Linked DNA regions of Homo sapiens: region 1 is linked to region 2. A link is a loop called in an ENCODE intact Hi-C map of the cell type or tissue named here. Cell type or tissue: CD4-positive, alpha-beta T cell. All regions are shown on one strand. Each heading gives the region's core, and the rest is flanking DNA. Links, peaks and the distances in the headings are about the cores only. Region 1 has its middle 140 kb from the start of PROK2. Region 2 holds the start of LOC105377162 (a long non-coding RNA gene).

What was found. Hi-C counts contacts between places; a loop is a spot of excess contacts. Peaks named below come from ENCODE experiments on the same cell type or tissue, not always from the same donor. Only the 100,000 strongest peaks of a DNase experiment are listed, where the experiment ranks them.
Region 1: it touches region 2 in a loop (3.0-fold over the local background); 2 of 110 quality-filtered maps call a loop at or near these places.

What each region holds. Positions count from the first base shown.
Region 1 is chr3:71,920,340-71,930,968 of GRCh38, forward strand. No RefSeq gene overlaps it. Among named protein-coding and RNA genes, the nearest start is that of PROK2, 140 kb to the left of the region's middle. RefSeq lists enhancers at 856-1,356, 4,550-5,416, 5,417-6,284, 7,483-8,348. In CD4-positive, alpha-beta T cell, for the core only: a CTCF peak has its summit at 6,057; no DNase peak of the experiment used is centred there.
Region 2 is chr3:72,660,467-72,671,095 of GRCh38, forward strand. The region is part of intron 5 of LOC105377161 (a long non-coding RNA gene); the gene reads right to left. It overlaps LOC105377162 (a long non-coding RNA gene), which reads right to left and starts at 3,783. Exons shown (of 2, transcript NR_135531.1): 1 at 3,464-3,783; 2 at 2,830-3,101. In CD4-positive, alpha-beta T cell, for the core only: CTCF peaks have their summits at 5,874 and 6,075; a DNase peak (open chromatin) is centred at 5,885; H3K27me3 peaks cover 286 bases.

The DNA of each region.
Region 1 (10,629 bases), core at 1,305-9,304, 740 kb before region 2:
CAAACACAATTTTGGATTTCCCCACCCTGCACCCCACTCCAACCTCCAGGGTCTTAGTGTCTTGTCACTCGCATGTGGGACCCGTAATAACTCCAACAGGGATGACACAAGGTTCAAGAGGCCGAAGGAGAGACCTGGAGGCAGCCAATGAGACCTAGGGTTTTACCAGTGGGAAAGCTACGTACAGCGATGGCCCAGCAACAACAGTCAAGCTGGGCAGGAAAACTGCAACTGCTTAAGGGTGCAGTTCACATAGCATCCTCACTTAGCATCCTCCCCCTAACAACCTCCACCTGGCAACCTTCATTTAACCCAAAACAAAGGCCTCCATCCACTACACGGCCATGTTCTACAGGACAGGCTGGGAGTGCAGGTGTTCCTTATAGACAAGGAATGACTCTCCCGGTCGGCCACGTGCAGAACTCCGAACACACATTCAGGTGTGTCTGCCATACAGGGTCATCCTCGGGGTATGTGTAAGTTAAATTATTGCTATCAGATGTGTCTATCAGACAGTCACCATTGTCATAACAACCACAAACTAAAAATCTCAAATAATTAGAAAGGTTCAAGAGCCATCGCTTGTGAAGAACATCTCAGGGTGGGGGTGACAGTCAGCCCTGTTCACCCATCATTGCATCCAGCAAGGGTCCTGTGCCTCTTCGGGCTCTAGTGGGATGAGGCATAAATGCTACAACTCAGTGAACCCAAACCCCTTGTTCCCCCAGACCCAGGAAATGTAAACCTCCCACCTTGCATAGTCTCCCCTATTTAGGTAGCTCAGTCCTTTGCCAGCCAGAGCTTGGATTTTCCTCCTCTAAAAGATTTGTTTTGTTAACCAATCCTCTGGGACAAGGGAAACTTGAGGTTCCATGTTACAAAGACCTGCTTGTCCTCTTCAGAGAAGGCGAGGGAGAAAAAGTTTGTTCTTCTGGGCTAAGCCTAAGGGAAAATAAGCTGGTGAATTTCTCACTTTATTTTCAGATATTCTTGCCAAGAAGGAAGGCCCAACTATTAAGGGGTCAGGAGGGAAGCAGGGTTTAGGAGGATTGATCAGGAAGGGTTTTTGGAGGGCTTGGACATTCTTGCCCTCTCTGTCGACAAAGGAAGTCGAGATCGTGTGACCAGGACAGTGAGCTGTGAGCACATTCTCTGTCTGCCAAGACATAGACACCTCCCAAGCCTTCTCTAGGAGGGCAGAGAGGAGTCTCCAAGCCTGTTAGATCCACCAGTTAAATAAATAGGACACAGTTCCTCCACAAGGACCCCTGACCGGTGAGGTTCAAGTGTCTCTGGCTGGACTGGATGTGGTTACAGCTGAGTTGACTTGTGGCCCGTGCCCTGCACGCCCCGTATCAGCCTCAGGTGGAACTCTGCAGGTGTCCACTGCAGGACCACTGCAGGAGTTTGTGCTCGGTCCACCCACCCCAGTCTCCCGCTCTGCTTTCTAGCACCTTCTTGTGGCCCTGAACCTCCAAGAGTCACCTGTCCCAACACCTTTGCACAACCTGTTCTTTCAGACTGTGATGCAACCCTGGAAGTTCCTGAATATACTAACCCACCTTCCTATGTGTATTCAGCCATTTATTGGAGACCACCAATGTGGCGGCTGCTGTGCTAAGCATTGGTGGAAAGTCATTTCTGCACACACATTTGATGCCCTCAAGATGCTCACCATCTGGAGCCCGGGCCTTCAACCTTAGCTGCACATTGCAATCACCTGGAATCATCAGGGAGAACTTCTGATACCTGAGTCTCACCCCTAGAGAGTGATTTCATTGGTCTGACATGTGGCCAGGATATGGGGAGTTTAAAAAGCTTCCAGCTGATTCTAGTGGGAAGAGCTGAGAACCACTGATGCAGAGGTCAGATACGTGAGCAGTTAGAATAGGAGGCGAAAGTGCTGAGAGGTGTCCCAGGGGACACTGCAGAGGGTCCTCCCCGAGCCCAGGTGGAGGAAGGAGGTCAGGGAGGCTTCCTAGGGGAGGTGACCGCTGGGCTGTTTCAAAGGATGAGTAGAAGTGTATTAAGTAACCCAGGATGGGGTTATTGTTGGGGAGAGAGAATGAACTGTAGAAGGAGGAAGGAAAAATGTAGGTAGTTAGGTAGGTAGGTAGGTGGGTGGAAAGTGAATTGGACACTGTGCAATATGAGAGTTCAAAGGTTCTGAGTGGTAAGATAAGGAGCTGGAGAGGTCAGTAGGGGCAAAAGCATGTAGAGCCTTGTATGACTTTAACATGAAGGCAATAGGGAGCTGTCATGCCAAACCCCTATCAACTCCAGTGGGAGTGGCACCATGTTCATGAGATGAAAGAAAAGACCCAGACCTGGGGTTTTATTAGGGGCTTAACATCCAGGGGAGAGAGTCCAGTGGTAGCAGCCTGGACAGGGGAGCTGCAACTGCTTGCAAAAGGCATGCAAGTTTATATAGCATTTTTACTTGGCACCCTTTCCCTAACACTTAAGCCAAAACAAAGGGCCTCGATCCCCTGTACACCCTGTGTTCCACAAAAAGGAATAGGGGTTTAGATGTTCCTCATAGAGAAGGAACGAATCTCTGGGTTGGCCACTCTTGGGTTCCCTAGCTCACAACACACACTCAGGTGACTCAGCCATAAAGGGTCATTCTCATGGTATGCTTGTTATTGTTCTCAGGTGCATTTACCCTAAGGGAGCCATTGAGGGATTGTAAGGTGCGGTGGTAGAGCGGGATGAGATATGGATTTTGGAGCCATCTCAGGCAGCTGTGTAGAGGATGGATTGCCTGGGTAGGAGGGGAGGGAGTGATGGGAATCTGTTAACATTAATAGATCCTCTAGCACTTGTATCCCTCTACAAATACCTCATAATAAATGGATACCATTTTACCCCGGTGTATGGTAGGCAGTCACAGTCACACCTGACAGCAATAGCAATCACTGCCTCAGAATGACCCTTTATGGCAGACTCACCTGCATGTGTGTTCAGAGTTCTTAGCATGGCCAACCTGGAGATCCGTTCCTCATCTATGAGGAACATCTGAGCCCCCGGCCTGTCCAGCAGAACACGGGCTGTGCAGGGGATTGAGGCCCTTTGTTTTGGGTTAAATGAAATTTGCGAGGTGGAGGTGTTAGGTGGAGGGTGCTAAGTGAGGGTGCTATATAAACTGCCTGCTTTTTGCAAGCAGTTGCAGTTTTCCTGCTCAGCCCACCACCACGGACCCTCCCTGTAAGGTTTCCCCTGATGAAACCCCAGATCTTGTTTATGGGCTCTGGGTCTCTTTCTTGGCCTCTGGAGCCTGGTGCCATCCCTGTTGGAGTTAGTAGGGGTCTGACATGACACCAAGGCATAGCCTGGGCCATATACAGAGGTCAGCCATTTATATGCATCATCCCTATGAGGTTGTCATCATCCCCATTTAATGGATGGACAATCCAAGTTAAAGAACTTGCCTGAGACTCACAGGGCTAGTGAGGTGACTGAGTGGACCCCAACTCAGCAAAGCCAGCACTCCTAAACTTTAAGCATTTGTCCCTTCCCACTGCAGACTGCATAGTGTCCTAAGCGCTGCTAGCATCACTCAGGGCTCAGCTAATGTTTGCATTTTAATGAGGGCCTTCTCTTACCTTAAAGCAATGACTTTTCCTAATTGATCCAGATGTCTGATGCCCCAGTGGCACAATCTAAGGATATAAAACCGACTTGCCCCCAGTAAATCATTCTGACTTGCCCAGAAAATTCAAAGGCTTTTAGGCACATGTGTTCATCAGTTCTAAACTCAAGGCAGATCACCAGGACAAGATGGAAGGACTTGAGCTAGGTTACCACATCTCCTGGTCCTAAATCACAAGGGAGAGCAGCTTATTAGAGATGCAGATGCTCCAGGCCTGTTGAATTAGGACCTCTGGGTCTGGCATCTGGGAATCCACACCGCATAAGCGCCCCCTAATAACAGCTTAGAGCAGACAGCTGCTTCAGCTCCTGTGTCTTCAGGAGTGGGGGGGTCTCCTGAAATAATTGTTCCTTCCCCTTCCTTCTGCAGATCATCTTAAAGGATCCCGTGTGCACATGATTTTTGAAGCCCAACATCTCTCTTAACCACCTGCAAATCTGCAGGTCTTGGTACACAGCCTGTTTCCCATGACTGCTCCTGTCCAGCAGATCAAGTGACACGTGCAGTCCCAGGTAGAAGCAATGGGGGAGTGCAAAGCAGATGATCAAGAAGTGAGGGGTGGGGCGAAGGTAATTTGTAGCTGACAGGTAGGTGAGCCTTTCTCCTTTAGCCAAAATGGACTACAGCTTGAGTCTGGCCTAATTTCCTTACTCAAGTGCTTAAGGGCAAAAATCTGTGTCTGCAGGGCTCAAGGTTGCTCTCGCGTGGTAATTGCATGGTGGGATGCCCTAATGAAGGGGTGATCAGCAAAGCCTCTGAGGATTGCTTAGGTTTTAGCAACCTGGTCGCAGAAGGATTTGCTTTGAAAACTAGAATAAGTTGCCTGCCTCAGCAGAAAAGACTTTTATGTAGCAAAGCTAACAAGGAAAACATTGTCTGCAACCGACCCACCAAATACCCAGCCATATGCCCCTGGTGACTTGCCTTTAAGAAATGAGATGCTTTGATCCCCAGCCAATTCCTGCTGCTCTAAACTTGAATGGAGTTTTGCTGGCCAAGCTCTTCATTCAGGATTGTAATTTAGTACAGTGAGGATGAAACAGTTCCTTAGAACTCACTGAGATACTAAAGTCTCCAGAATAAGGGCAGAGGAGTGGCCTTTGTCCTAGAGATAGGCAATGACCTGCTCAGTCCTGTCCACTTACGTGCAGATCTGCCTAGACATCTCACAGTGCCAACCTGTTGCCTCTCCAACTGGCCACAGTCCACAACTTCCTTCTTTCTGGGAAAGGCCCAAGGAGTGGTTAATGGATCTTTTTCATCTTAAACCTGAAAAAGCGAATCAAATGTTCAAAGACCAAAACGTGTAATTACAAGTTTGATCTAAGGTAAGACTCAAGCAAGAGAAACGACTCCCTGGAATAAGTATTGGGAGAGATTTCCTTGCAGAGCATTAGGGGAGGGCAGGTTCCCATGTTTGGGGTGGAATAATGACTTTTTGTTATTTTTAAGGATCTTAAAATATTTTATTAACCTCATAGTGTCAGGCCTCTGTGCCCAAGCCAAGCCATCGCATCCCCTGTGACTTGCATGTATACGCCCAGATGGCCTGAAGTAACTGAAGAATCACAAAAGAAGTGAATATGCCCTGCCCCGCCTTAACTGATGACATTCCACCACAAAAGAAGTGTAAATGGCCGGTCCTTGCCTTAACTGATGATATTCCACCACAAAAGAAGTGAAAATGGCCAGTCCTTGCTTTAAGTGATGACATTACCTTGTGAAAGTCCTTTTCCTGGCTCATCCTGGCTCAAAAGCTCCCCCACTGAGCACCTTGCGACCCCCACTCTGCCCGCCAGAGAACAACTCCCCTTTGACTGTCATTTTCCTTTATCTACCCAAATCCTATAAAACGGCCCCACCCTTATCTCCCTTCGCTGACTCCCTTTTCGGACTCAGCCCGCCTGCACCCAGGTGATTAAAAGCTTTTATTGCTCACACAAAGCCTGTTTGGTGGTCTCTTCACACAGACGCGCATGAAACATAGTGCCTGACCTCTGTCACCAAGTGAGTAGTCTGTGTTTTGATTCCCAAGCCTAATTCAAACAGGTAAACTTACTAAAATTACATTTGGTCATCACTACAGTGTTTTCTCTAACCACTTCCCAAATTCGCCCTTTTTATTAGTCATACAGTAACCTGTATAATACATAGCTTATGACTTGTCTTTTTGGTCCTATGAGTGGCCATACCTGTCCCCGAGGAAGGAAGATACATAGTTAGGTGGAATGTTTGGTTCAGTGTCCACCTGATTGTTCAGCCTATGGATAGATCGAGGCCTAAGTGTTCAAGCCACTTCCTAAATGGTCTAGGGCAGTTCCCATGGCAACACCACCTCATTGACATAACCGGGTTCTCATTTACCAGCCTACAATCCAGGTGAGCTTTCCTGCCACCAGGTGGAGACTGACTCAAATCTATAAACTGGGATATTCTCTGCATATCCAAGAGGCAGATCATTTGAGAGGGAAAAAGCACACAAAGATAGGCTAGTGATTCCCAAACATGACTGCTCAGAGGTACCAAAGGGGCACTTGAAATATACAGATGGCTGCCTGTAGATGACATTAAAATTATTGTCTTGCTGAATGTGATCATTGCATTTGTGATGCAGAGTGATTTGCTTTAGAATATTCAGGCACGAATAAAAAGAGGGTTAGTCCCCATGGAAAATAATGTCATATGCAAATTAGGTAATTAGAGAGCATTTGCTGTTTCTAAAGATGTGGGCAGGGCTTAGGGAAATCAAAAAAGGGTGAAATAAGCAACACTAGGGAAACCACAATTCTTAGACCTGAAGTGTCAAGGGGCGGGAATCGTTAAGACGCTATGGACAGATGCAGGCTGCCAGGGAAGGCTGGCTGCCTTCAGCTGTGCCCTGGGGTGGAGGGACATAGCCATTGCCAACGCCCAAGGAAGGGGGAGCCAGAGAAATGCATGGCCCAACCTTGCTCTCCTCCTAATTTCCAGTCCCTGCTGGAGACAAAAGGCAAGGGAACCTGGTGAAAACAGTTGTTGAGTTCATCCTTCCTGAGGCTCAGAGCAGGGTATAGTGGACCTGCTCTGGGGGTGGCGAATGAAGAACAGCCTGCATAGGATAGATCAAACAAATACAACAAAGCCTTGGTGACTATTGAAGCTGGCCAACGTATACTTAACGGGGCCATTGCCTTTCTTAGTATTGAGTCTATTTGTACTTTTTCATCATTAAGTTAAAAGCAATGCAGATTCCCAGGCCTGACTCCAGAACTAGCCAATCTGAATCTTTATGACATGGAGCCCAAGAATCTGGGTTTTTTAAAAAAGATCCTCAGGTTTTAGCCTCTCATCTAATCCAAGTTTTTTTTTTAACAGCAAACTCTGTAAAAAGAAAAATTGAGTCCCTGTAGAAGTGACTTGTTCGAAAATCACAGAGTCAGCGGTAGAGATTGGACAGAATGGAAGAAACCAGTCCCAGAAGAGTTCTTAGTAACAACGTCAGAGGCAGCAAGAATACTATGGCTATTATAGCCACGTTCTGAGCGCTCACTGTAAAGAGTTTAAAACAAGGCCCAGTGCATAAAACTACTCAACAAATCATAGCTGTTATTCCTACAAGTTGTTTTAAGTCTGGACAAATTTCTGAGGTCGCTATTTCCTTTTTTCTTCCGTTTCAAACAGATGAAGAAACTGAAATCTAGATAAGCTAAGCCCCTTCCTGGGTGTCACTCTAGTTACTAGGTTTTGGACACAAGCCTGTACAATTCCAAAGCCCGAGCTGTTAATGTGGTTTGTAGGAGAACACACTCTCTTCTGAAGTCTAGACTATGTTGGTAGCACCATCTTCACTTTGCTTCTCCAAGTCCCTCTTTGGGCTTGTGGGTCTGTAGTATTATTGCATCACGCATCACTTTTCCTACACAATTGGAGCAGCAGTGAGACTTTTCTAAGTTCCTCGAGGGCAGGGACTGAGCCTTCATAGAGCTAGCCAGCCTCAGCATCCTGCAGTGCCTTGCACCCAGTAAACACCTAAGGGACGTTTTTTTGTTGACTAAATGAAACAAAGTAAAGTCAACCCTTAAACATGCACAGTAGGGCCAGGCATAAAGGCTAATGCCTGTAATCCCAGCACTCTGGGGAGCTGAGGTGGGAGCATTGCTTGAGGCCAGGAGTTTGAAACCAACCTGGGCAGCAGCATAGCAAGATCCCATATCTCCAAAAAATAAAAGTATAATTAAAAAAGAATAGCAATCCACCCATTTGCCATGCTTCCATTTTGTACCTTGGTAATCAAAGCTAATAGATAGTCAAAGTCCTTGTCAGGCCTGGTAAATTATCAAAGTTCTTGTTAGGCCTCGAAACAATTTTGAAATCCTCAACTGAGGATGTCATTCAGCCACAATTTATGAGTTGGACTGGGCTTGTGAGATAAATTTTATCGTGCTGCCTCTTTGTAGCAGGCTTTTTAAAAGTTGTTACCCTTCATCCAAGAATGTTATTGTTTGTTGAAAATAAGATCACAGATCTCAGATTCAGAAGAACCTAATCCAGGCCCTATGTGTAAATGTTGGCTGAGTGCCTTTGAACAAATTTCCTACCTTCTCTGAGTTTGAAGCCCTTGGCTGTAGATTGGGAATGCCAACATCCATTCATCATGGTTCTTACAAGAATTAAAGGAGAAAGCATTTGCAACAATACCTGATACAATCCGAAGCATCATATAAATATATGTTTGTTATCAAAAACAATAATGCCACTGGCCTTATGGGAGTAGATGCTAGTTATTCTCTGTGATACTAACTTTATAAATGTAGTGGTGGCATCCTGGGTAGCCCTAAGTCTTTCTTATTAACCTCTTGTTGATTTATCATCCATAAAGGTAGGAAAATGTTCTCTGAGCCTATTTATTTTATACTTTCTATGATCCATTTGCCCCGTCCGGGAGGGAGGTGGGGGGATCAGCCCCCCGCCCGGCCAGCCGCCCGGTCCGGGAGGTGAGGGGCGCCTCTGCCCGGCCGCACCTACTGGGAAGTGAGGAGCCCCTCTGCCCGGCCACCACCCCGTCTGGGAGGTGTACCCAACAGCTCATTGAGAACAGGCCATGATGACAATGGCGTTTTTGTGGAATAGAAAGGGGGGAAAGGCGGGGAAAGGATTGAGAAATCGGATGGTTGCCATGTCTGTGTAGAAAGAGGTAGACACGGGAGACTTTTCATTTTGTTCTGTACTAAGAAAAATTCTTCTGCCTTGTGATCCTGTTGATCGGTGACCCTACCCGCAACCCTGTGCTCTCTGAAACATGTGCTGTGTCCACTCAGGGTTAAATGGATTAAGGGTGGTGCAAGATGTGCTTTGTTAAACAGATGCTTGAAGGCAGCATGCTCCTTAAGAGTCATCACCACTCCCTAATCTCAAGTACCCAGGGACACAAACACTGCGGAAGGCCGCAGGGTCCTCTGCATAGGAAAACCAGAGACCTTTGTTCACTTGTTTATCTGCTGACCCTCCCTCCACTATTGTCCTATGACCCTGCCAAATCCCCCTCTGTGAGAAACACCCAAGAATGATTAAAAAAAAAAAAAAAAAAAAAAAGAAATATGAGGTCCATAAGTTTACTGTCTTTTGCATGAAGTAGATTCTCCTTTTATCTGCTAAAACAATCCCCTAGTTAGAGCAAATTCTCCTGCTGTTTCAGAACTTCTTGCTTATATATGGTAACTACAATCCTTTATCTAAAACTCTTGGCCAGGCTGGGCACAGTGGCTCACACCTGTAATCCCAGCACTTTGGGAGGCTGGGACGGGCGGATCACCTGAGGTCAGGGGTTCGAGACCAGGCTGGCCAACATGGTGAAACCTTCTCTCTACTAAAAATACAAAAATGAGCCGGGTGTGGTGGCGGGCACCTGTAGTCCCAGCTTCTCAGTAGGCTGAGGCAGGAGAATTGCTTGAACCCGGGAGGCGGAGGTTGCAGCGAGCCGAGATTTCGCCACTGCACTCTAGCCCGGGCAACAGAGTGAGAGTTCATCTCAAAAAACAAACAAACAAACAAACAAACAAACAAAAACACTCGGGCCAGATGTGTTATGAAATTTAGGATTTTTTGAATGTTAGAAAGGCAATACTCTATGTATGCCATTTATTATTTAACACCGATCATTGAACTCATTAATCCTTCTACACAGGAAAACATTAATATTCACATTAAGTGGACTAAATAGATTAAGTTACATTATGCCAGACAGAGTCGGGATGAATGAGTTTAGTTTAGGCTCAGGTTTGGTCATCAAATGAATCACCAAAAAAAAAAAAAAATTTGTTTTCAGAGCTTTCTGGATTTCAGAATTTCAGATAAGGGAATGTAGGTCTCGGCTTCTGTATTTCACAGGGAGGAGTAGTCCGAGTAGGTGTCTGCCAACAAGGATAAAATTAGCCAGGATCCCAACAGGCAGAAGTTCAAGTGCACAAAAAGCAACCTCCTCTTTTCAGTAACTATGCATTCCTTCCTCCTCTGCATTCCTGCATGCTGCTGCCAGTGCTGATGTGCTAGAACATAGCTTGCATCATGTCACTCCCTGACTCAACACCCTTCCATGGCTCGCTAACATTCAGCCCCTTAGCCTGACACACAAGACCTTTAGTGATCTAACCTCTGACTGACTGACTTTAAGTCTCATCTCTTGGTCTTCCTCCAGAAATCACCTGTAATTGGCAGATCCTCGACACTGGACACTTGCAGCGCTTGGGCCAGCTCTGCCTGGCATGTTCTTGTCCTCCCCTTCATCTTGCTGAAATTGCATTCAACTACCAACAGGTGGCTCTGAGGTTAACCCTTTGCTGACACCCACACTTCCCTGCACACAGCTGGGCATATGGTTCTGTGAGCTCTAATCCAGAAGGCAGCTGCTCTCCCCCAAACCAGGCTCCACCAGCGAGCGGACGCTATAACTCTGTATCACCAGTACCCTGCACCATGCACATTGTAGGCACTCAAAACAC
Region 2 (10,629 bases), core at 1,301-9,300:
CACACTTTGCAGCTAAAACAATGCCCATGTATTAGCTCATAGTTCTGGAAGTCAGTAGTCCAGGTAGACTCAACTGAGTTCTCTGGGCAGGTTATCAGAAGGCTGAAATCAGGTGGTAGCTGGCCTAGGGTCCTGTGTGAACGCTCTGAGGAAGCATCTCATTGCAAATGTATTCTCTGTGTTGGAAGACTCTGTTCCTTGCATGCGTGGGCCCAAGCTCCCTGTTCCCTTGGTGGCTGTCAGCTATGGGCCACTCTTAGCTTCCAGAAGCTTCCCATAGTCCTTACTGCAGGACTCCTTTCAACTTCAAGCCAGAAAGCCTGGGTCAAATTCTTCTCCTGCTTCCAACTTCTCACTTCCTCTTCTGCCACCAGTCAGAGAAAACTCTAGGATTAGATCAGGCCTCCTTGAATAATCTCCCCTTCTTAGGATCAAGTGTGCCATAGGACATCACCTAATCATGGGAGCAAAATCCAGCATATTCACAGGTCTGGGGATTAAGCAGGGTACACACAGTGGGGTGGGGTGAGACGGCAGAAAGTCTTGCGTGCTTCCTTAGAATTTTGCCTGCCACCCAAGGGGAGATGTAGAGGAGACATTCTCTTTCAGAAACTTCCAGGGCTGAAGGATGGGGCAGAAGGAGGAGGGGAGGAACCCATCTGGATCTCTTTAGCCTCTGGAACCTGAAGCACTCAGGAAAGAAGGCCTGGCCCTTTGAAGCTGCCCCTGCCAGGCCCCACAATGGGCCAGCCCTGCCAGCCCTCCTGCACAGGCCCTGAGGCATCTTGGCAGCAGCATCCCCGAGTCTGGCAGGTGAGTCAACATTTGGCTTCTCTCCTGGGCTTTCTTGGAAAGGGCTGTGTTCCAGATTGGCAGCTGTGCTAGCTGGAAAGGAGGCCAGAAAAGAGCCAAGTTCCGGGGGCCCTGCTGCCAGGCAGGACACCTGGACCTTCTCTCCCCTAGTTACTGAAAATGGCAGAAGGAAACCCAGGGAAGCCAGAGCAGTAGTAAAGCAGAGTGGCCAAAAAATTTCAGGCTATGGAGTCAGATGGATGACTTAGCCTCTCAATTTCCCCATCTGTAAAATGGGAATCGTCATTAGTAGCTGCAATGAAGGGGCCTGTGACAATTGAACAGCGTGCTACCTGCAAATCATTTTGCACAATGGCTGGCATATCGAAAACATGAGTAAAGCCTGCACAATGGATACTATTAACTGAAGGGGAAATGCCTGGCAAATAGAGGTGGTTCAACCAGGTGGAATTAAAAAGGAGAAAGGGATTAGGTGAAGGGGACAAAGGGATAGCCAACCCCTTTTATAAGAAACTCTCATAATAGTGGAATGTAAGTTGGTTGTTTCTCTAATGACTTATGAATATACAAAGCCCCATTGCTAAACCCCTAGGCATGATGGATTTTGATTGGGCCGCAGTGTAAATTTGGATATGATATTCCCAGGACTCCTGGGTAGTAAGATTGGATTTCTGCTACCTATAGAAATTCAAGAGGGAAGGGAGGGAAAGCAATAGAAGACTATTGTGTTGATGTGTTGTAGGCCACGTTTGGTTGCAAAGAATAGAACCGCCTAAGATAATGGGGTAGAGTAACATTTGGGGCATTTAATGGTGGGTTCACACCATACTTCTGTACTCATCAAATTTCTCTGCTGCATCCTAAAAACCTCTCTCCCCCAACTGCTATCCCCAGCCTGCTCAGCAAGAAACGAGTCAGTTACTCCGTAGGGAAATAAAGCAAGGACTGCATTTACTCCCGGGCAGCACAGTGGGAGAATGAAAATCACAGGCTCCACTAGGTTTGCTCCAAGGAGCTTGGGATTTCTTCAGTCACAACCAAATCATCTCTCTTGTCTGGCAAGGACCACCAGACCTCAATAATCATCCAGTTTGCAGTGACATGTCCCATGGCTAACACCCTCCCCCCATCATGCCCACCCCACAACAATGGGCAGGACAAAAGCCTTCTTGGACAGGTGACCAGCTGAGACCACTGAACCCACTGAGAGTAGTGAGTGGAATAAAAATAAGGTCTTATTCCTGATCAAGGTGGATAAGTTGAGATCAGTTTGAAATCCTCATTGACTGGGGCTCCAGACGTGCTTATTCAAAGTATATAGTAGGCAATCCGGTGGGCACCCAGCAACGGGAGATCAAGATAGCCAGGCCCGCCACTGCATGTCAACTCAGTCCCCTTTTCCCTTTACAGACTAGCATGCCTTCTCTCTGCCTTCCTAAGAGACAGTACACAGCATTAAAGTCACTGCCCCAACCCGGCTGTACATGATCTTTCAGGTCAAATGCCAAGCACTATCTAAGTGTAGTTATGTGTCTCTTAGTTCACACATTTGACAGACAAGTTGGTTGGCTCACAGACTGGGCCTATGGATTGGTTCCTGGTGAGGAGTTTACTTTTGATACAGTCAGTAGTGGGAGATGGGGGGATGGAGTTAGGTGGCATAGACATGACGGCTTAGACATACCTCCTCCTTCCATTAGGTGGTGAGGGACTAGACTCTCAGAGGTCGGACAGGGCCTTGGCAGGCACCCCAAATATATCCACCATAAACAACCCCCAACCCAATTCAGATTTCACAAGTTCCCTCTGAAGCATCATTACAGAGTTCTTGAAATCTAATCTATTCCAGAACATTCCCAGATGGACCAAAAAAGAACTGACACATTTTTGTATCCTCCCTTTCTCCCAGAATCAAAATTTTCAGTATTATTTTGAAACTAGCTATCCAGAAATCCCATTTTTCAGAGCAAAGTCTTTTGTGGTTAATTAAATAATTAACTCCCATTTATCTTTTCAACAAGTCTCGGTTTTCATAGAGCGGGCTTCTTTAATGTGGGGTACACCCATATGGGTGTTTCTGGGGCAACAGTGTGTCACAGAACAAGCCAATTAAGTACAGGCGAGTTAATGGCCTTGTCCAGGTTAATAGTGAAGCCAAGCGCCTGTTGCTGAGTCTTCAACTCTTCGTTAGCTCAAATCCCAGTTGTAACTTTCCACTAGGGCTGTGAGTTGTGACTTTCCTTAATCCACCAGATAGAAGCAGAGCAACAGCAGAGGCTGTAAATACTCTGTCAGGGCATGAAGAATAACAACAATAAGGCATTCATATTAGGAGAGGAGATTCATTCATCACGGTTTGTTTACCCTCTCAACAACCCAGAAGAGTTGGTGTCACTGTCTCTGGGGAAGCAGCTGGCATAAGGAAATCAAATTGCGGTGAAAAGAATGTGAGCTTTGCAGTCATATGAGCCTCATTTCAAATCCTGACCAAGGCCTTTACTTCTCTGATAAAACAAATCTGTATGGCAGCTCTGATTGGTCAGCCCCCATACCTTAACCCTAATTAAAGAGTTTGAATATCACCCCTGCTTCTCTGGTACTCAACCTTTCTTCCAAAAAAGGGGATAGGGGTGGTGATAATACTACCCACCTCATGGCATGATTGTGAAGGTTACATGAGGTCATGTGTGTGAAAGGACCCTCTCTCTAGTAGGTGCTCTTTATGCTCACTCCTTTCCTAATGTAACTGACTTTTTCCAGGTTTGGGATGATCTTCTAAGGTTTCTCAAATGATTGTCATGACTGATGAATTCAACACAAAGAGAGCTGATGAGGAAAGCCAGGCTTTCTTCACTCTCCTGAGAAAAAAATTCCCTCTTGGGTAAGACCTGCCATCAGGCTGAGATCCCATCCTTCTTTCCAGATCCTTCTTCCATGGTGGCAGAGGCTTCTTGTTGCTAATATTGGTCTTCCCCTAATTCTATAGAAACAGAATTCCTAAGTTTAAACAGAACCTTATGGCTACTGAGACAGAGAGAGACCACATTCTACATTTCCCAACATCCCTTGCAGCCAGACATGACCATGTGACTAAGTCCCCACCAATGGGATGTGAGAGGACATGAACTGTGCAATGACCAGATCTGACCCTTAAAATGATTAAGCTTCTCTTTCTCCTTTCCTATTGGCTGGAATGTGGACAAGAAGTTGGGGAGCCAGTTTTGACCCCCGTGGAGGAAGACAACACTCTGAGCAACAAGATAGAAGAAACCTAGTCCCTGGACAGCCTCATATAGCAGAAATGTCCTGAACCACCCACCAACCTCCAGATTGTTACATGAGAAAGAAACACACTTCTGTCTGGTTACCACCACTGTACTTGGGGGTCCCTTTATTACATCAATGCAGTCTACTCCTGACTAAAACATTCACTTTCCTTTATCAAAATTCATCTTCAGATCTTGTCTGGAGCAAGAACGGTCTGGAGCCAAGATCAGCCTTCAGAGTAGATTGGATTTCATCATCTCGCTGCCTGTAAGCCAGATTCAGTCCACAGACATGCTTTGGTTGGCTCCTATAGTGCATTTTTAAAAATTTGAATTCATTGTCAACATTTACATGTTGAGAAATTTCACATAAAAATCTAAAGGACTAGCTTTTCTTGAGAAAGCTGAAGGTCTGACCACCCTAGGTCCACATCTTCCTTGGTGAAATTCAGCGGATGCTACATTGTCCCTTTAGATGGAGTGAGCGTGCTTCAGCTCACCATCATCAGTGCCTATGGCAAATGCTATTGGGTCCTGGGATCTTGCCATTTGGAGGTCTGATGGCCTGACTTCCAATCCCCAAGGCCTGTAGTCTTTCGCCTGAGGACTTGCCTGCTTGGCACACACGCATTGTAGACCAGAGACACTGGAAAAATTAAAGCATCCTCAGCAACCCCAATGAATGACTGGTGGGAGCTGATGGAGAAATACCCATTTCACAGATGGGCAGCTGAAGGGCACCTTTGACGCTGGCCTCTGGAGTCTGTGTCACAGTTGCCCACAGTGGTTTAACTCACCATAACTCACACCCTTTATTGACTGGCTGCCATTTCCTGGATCACCTTCCAAATCAACTGCTTATATTCAAATCCTGCCCTCGAGGAACCTAAGTCTCAGAGCCTGCCCTAGGGAACCTTAAGTCACCAGTCCCTTTGGTTTTCCACCAAATATTAGCATTTATCATCAGCTGTGCTGTTATTTTTTTTTCTTCTGGTAGAGAAATATTTATATTTCTCATTTAAATACAGCATGTTAGCTGTATTTAATATTTATTAAAAATGAATAGAAAACGAAAAGATAGACTCAAAGGACAATGTGCTTCAGGAAAAAAAAAATAGGTGAGAGTATATCTCTTTGTGCAAGTAAAGAATATTCCTGCATATTTAACATCCAAATACTGGTCTGCTGAGTGCGCTGATGTTATCGGCCTAACCCGTGGGCATCTGTGTTTGTGATTCCTGGTGTTCAGCTCTGAAAGCTCTTGTTAAAACTCAGAAGTCATTACCCCCTGATTTTGAATGAGGTTCTGAGATTAGCGAGATGGCCATCTGGCAGCACGCTGAGAGAAAAAGTGGGAAGACACATACGTTTCAGTTGGAGGGAGGAAGGACCAAAGGAAATCTTATCACTGGGGCCAGGCCAGGGAGCTCAAGGTGGCATCAGAGGAGGGGGCCTCAAGGGAGGTGAGAGCAGAAACCTGATCTTTCTGTGATCTTGTGAAAGTCCCTTCCCCCATAGTGTCTGCAGGGCTTTGGCGGGTACACACCCTCCATTAGAGCATAGCTCTCCTTCTATTGACACAATAGAAGGTGCGTCTATTGTGCGTCTTCTAGGTGCGTCTCTCCTGGCTATGCAAGAATACCTGGAGGGCAGAAGCTATACCTTATTCTACTTTTTACACCCAATGGCTGGCAGAGAGCTCGCCACATAGTAGATGCCCAATAAAGGTTTGTCTTGAATTTTTGCTGGCCAGTGTGACCCTAGAGTGAGCCAATCAGAATTACTATGTAAGCCAGGGGGCGCTGTGGTTCAGTGTTCATTTCTCAACTGGGGCGCTGAAAAGTTTTTTTTGGCTGTATGCTGCAGTGATTAATATTGCACTAGCTGGCACCATGTCACTTAGGAGACAGTGGCATGGGATCTTCGAAAAACTAGCTATCTCTTACCTGGTTTGCAATCAGCCCATATAAGAATGGGGGCTCTGGAATCAGCCTGCCTAGGTTCAAATCCCAATTTCCTTACTTACTAGCTGTGTGCCCTTGGACAAGTCATTTAACCTCTCTGTGCCGCCATTAAAAAAATGAGAATCTAATGAGCTAGTGCATGTAAAGTATTTTGCACCATACCTGCACAGAAAAAGTGCTTAAAGCATGTTAGCTTTTTTTTTTTTTTTTTCCTGAGACAGGGTCTCACTCTGTCGCCCAGACTGGAGTGCAGTGGTGCAATCTCGGCTCACTGCAACCTCCACCTCCAATCAAGCTATTCTCCTGCCTCAGCCTCCCGAGTAGCTGGGATTACAGGCACATGCCACTACCACCTGGCTAATTTTTGTATCTTTAGTAGAGACAGGGTTTCACCATGTTGGCCAGGCTGGTCTTGAACCCCTAATCTCAAATGATCCACCCGCCTCCTAGGCCTCCCAAAGTGCTGGGATTACAGATGTGAGCCACCGTGCTCAGCCAGCATGTTAGCTATTTTGGCTTTGGTTGGAAACAACAGGATCCTGATAAAAAGAAAGCCAGAGTAGAAAAGAATCTAGAAAGATATGCACCAAAATATTAATCAATTATATGACAGTGATCATTTTTTATTGTTTCTTTTCTGCTTATTTGTGATTGCTGATTTGGTTTTCTTTACAATAAAGTTATATGACCTCTATAAGCTTACTCTAAGAGTAATAAAGAAGAGAAGGAAAGCTGGACTGCAGTGGGTTTTCTGTGCCATTCCCCACTAGCACTGCAAGGAAATTGTAGAATCTAGGCTCCCCTGAAAACGCCACACAAACCAGCTTTGCCTGTGCCTTCTGGAATTCCCACACCAAGAAGCTTCCATTCTGTCTCTGATATGGTTTAGCTGTGTCCCCACCCAAATTCGTCTTGAATCTTAGCTCCCATAATCTCCACATGTCATGGGAGGGACATGGTGGGAGGTAACTGAATCATGGGGGTGGCTTTTTCCTCTGCTGTTCTCAAGATAGTGAATAAGTCTCATGAGATGTGATGGTTTTATAAAGGGCAGTTCCCCTGCACACGCTCTCTTGCCTGTCGCCATGTAAGATGTGCCTTTGCTCTTCCTTCACTTTCCACCATGATTGTGAGGACCCCCCAGCCATGTGGAACTGTGAGTCCATTAAACCTCTTTTTCTTTATAAATTACCCAGTCTCGGGTATTTCTTCATTGCAGCATGAAAATGGACTAATATAGCCTTCACATCAACAGAGAAAGGGAACTTGAACATAAGTTTTCTGTGTTCTTGGTGGCCTGTGGGGTCCCAAGGATTCACATTGCAAGGCCATTTGGCATCCACACTCCACACAAAGCAAGTTCATCAGTTCCGTCCAATACCTTCCTCATGGCCAGCCACAGGGTAGATTCAGGCTGCTCTTGGCCCCAACACCTCTCTCTTGGGGTTCACAGTATAGTAAGGAGCTGGCACAGGCACTTCTGTTAGCAGGTAGGAGGTATGCATTCATTCATTCATTTGGTGACTATTTAATGAGACTTTTATGTGCCAGCCCCTGAATGAGGAATGGGGCTATTGCGAGGCTCTAGTGGGCTAATGCTCAGCCATCAGCTACAGGATCACATGTGGGTGGGCTTCTGCTGCCCTTCAGGTCCATGCTCTGCCCTTCTCCACCCTGCTTTGTGCCCAGAAGTCTGACTGGCGAGCGCTATGTTAACGTGCCTTCTTGCCTCTGGCATCCTGTTGGTTGGACCAGTTGAACAGCCCTGGCAGGAAAGTGGAGGGAGGGAGAAGGTTGAGGCTGGGGTACTTATCCCCCTGGTACCTTCCCTGACTTCTGCTGGACCTGTCCCTCCACCAGAAGTCACTGATCGTCTCACAGCAGCCTTCCGTATGGGACCCATCCTCCCATTTCTAGTATCTGCTCCCTCCTGCTGTCCCCTCCTGGCCTAGAAACATGGCTACTGTGGGAGACTGCACCTTCCCTACTCTTCCCCCACACCAGGCTCCTTTGTAAATCAGCCCTCCTGGAAGTATCCTTATATGAGGGGGCATTGGTCTCAGTTGGGACACTCCCCAATGGTTACTATTTACCCCCATTCTACAGATGAGGAAACTGAGGCTCAAAAAGGTACCTCACCCAAGGACACTCGGGAGGAGAGGAGGCAGCACTGGAACCCAGGAGGGCTCGATCAGTGTGATGAGCAAATTGTTCAAGGCCTGGAGGGGTCCCTTTGGGATCTGGGACTTGATCCCTCCTCAGGTGCCTTTCCTGTCTTGGTGCTCCTCCTCTTGCTTGGAAGGGACTGTGGGAAGGATGAGGGTTTGCCAGGAGAGTATCAGGGAGCAATACTGGCTCTTATGAGGGGCTCACATATTACCTGGGCTTTTCTCACCATCAGAGTAAAACCAAGTTCACAGCCAAGCTTAGGCGCCTGCCCAGGGCCAAAAGTCACAAGGTTCATCTGTCTGCTTTGGGTCCGAGGCCAGCCTAGTCTGGGAACTCTCCCTCGGGGACCTCGTGGGGCTGAGAGAGGCCAAACGTCTTCCTCCCATGGATCCCCCTCCCCACTTCGTGGGTTTAACTTTGTCCAGGTCCTCCCCACTATTCAGGAATGCAATCTGAAAAACCAATTCAAACTAGGACTCATGGTATTCACCCATTCCCCCCACACCCACACAAGTGAGTGCACATACACACAATCAATCACACGACTCTGCATTTTAAGCAAGATCCTATTGCAATGCTTAACCCAAAACAATAGTGGGATTTCAGGCACTAGGTAAGCAAGAGATTCTTCCAATCTTACCACAAACGTGTGAATGACCACTCCACCTACTCCAAACCATGGTGACTTTAAGAATGAAAGGGAGCAATGTGAATAATGAAGTCCAGACAGCTGGAGTAAAAGGGACTGTCCCAGGCAAACCATGACATGGAGTCCCTCTGCCTATGGGTGACAGGAAGTTGAAGATGACTTTTCCTTTAGTCCTAGCATTGTGGCCTAAGCCCCAAGCTAGACATTAGGCACAAAGAGCCCACATGCTCCAAAGCACAGTTTCTGATCTTTTCTTGTGCCATGAATCCTGTTGGTATCAGTGAAGCAATCGATCCCTTTTCAAACTAATGGTTTTAAATGCACAAAACAAAATACATAGGATTGCAGAGAACTCACGATACAGCTGTCAAAATATTAAACAAATTTATGGGCCGGGCGCGGTGGCTCACGCCTGTAATCCCAGCACTTTGGGAGGCTGAGGCGGGCGGATCACGAGGTCAGGAGATCGAGACCATCTGGCTAATATGGTGAAACCCTGTCTCTACCAAAAATACAAAAAAAAATTAGCCGGGCGTGGTGGCGGCGCCTGTAGTCCCAGCTACTCAGGAGGCTGAGGCAGGAGAATGGCGTGAACCCGGGAGGCGGAGCTTGAAGTGAGCCGAAATCGCGTCACTGCACTCCAGCCTGGGCGACAGCGAGACTCCGTCTCAAAAAACAACAACAAAAAAACCCAAAAAAACCCCCACAAATTTATGATATAGTAATACTCTTGTTTCTTCTTTATTAATACATTAAATAACAAGATCTAGCAATGAGTCTAATTACTACTGTAATTTTTACATAGAGATGAGTGTAAAATGTTACTTTTAAATATCTGTGACAACTGTAGTGTGATTTCTGATTGTGAAGGGTAACAAAGTCATAGGCACTACTAATACTATGGGGGGGTTGGTGTTTACATTTTGAACAGAAAGAAATGTCAGCTTTTACCTAGAGATGAACAAATATAAAAAATAAATCTTCCCATCCAAGCTTACAGACCCCAGGCAAAAACAAAAACCCCATTCCTAAAGGGAGCCACTAAGAGGCCATGAGTTCATCATCTAGGCTTGTGTGTGTGCACGCGCATGTGTAGAGATGGGGTCTCTCCATCTTGACCAGGCTGGTCTCAAACTTCTGGGCTCAAGCCAGCCTCCCACCTCAGCCTTGTAAAGCGCGGGGATTACAGGCATGAACCACTGCACCTGGCCCACCCAGGCATATTAAGAGGTGCCCAAATTGGCCCAACCACGATCACTTACTTCCCCCCCTCCAACTTTTATTAACAGACTCAGGGATGGAACAGGGTTGGTACTGCTGGTGGGAACTGCTTCTCTTTCCTCCAGTTAAGAGAGGAGAGTAGCTTGTAGAGATTGGGGGTGCTTGCAAGGGAAGCCAGGCATTTCATTCCTGGTTGGACTCCCATGAGAAACAGGATTTTCAAATCCATTCCAGAAAAAGCAGGAGAGAATTGGAGTCTGTGAGGCAGAAAAAGGTTGCAGTCAACCTATGAAATCCACCCAGGATGTTAAGGGACAAGACAGGGGAGATAGATCAATTGGAGGAAAATAATCTAATTCATCTCATCATCTTCAGAATCATCAATACATAAAGTGTGACTTGCATTACAGTTGCATCCAGGACACCACCCAAATGCAGTTATGGACCAAGGAAGTCATGGGGAGACCCATTCCCTCCTATGATCTGAGAGCACCAGCACCTTCCCTCTCAGCAGCCTGATGACCAGAGACAGAACTTACAGAACTGC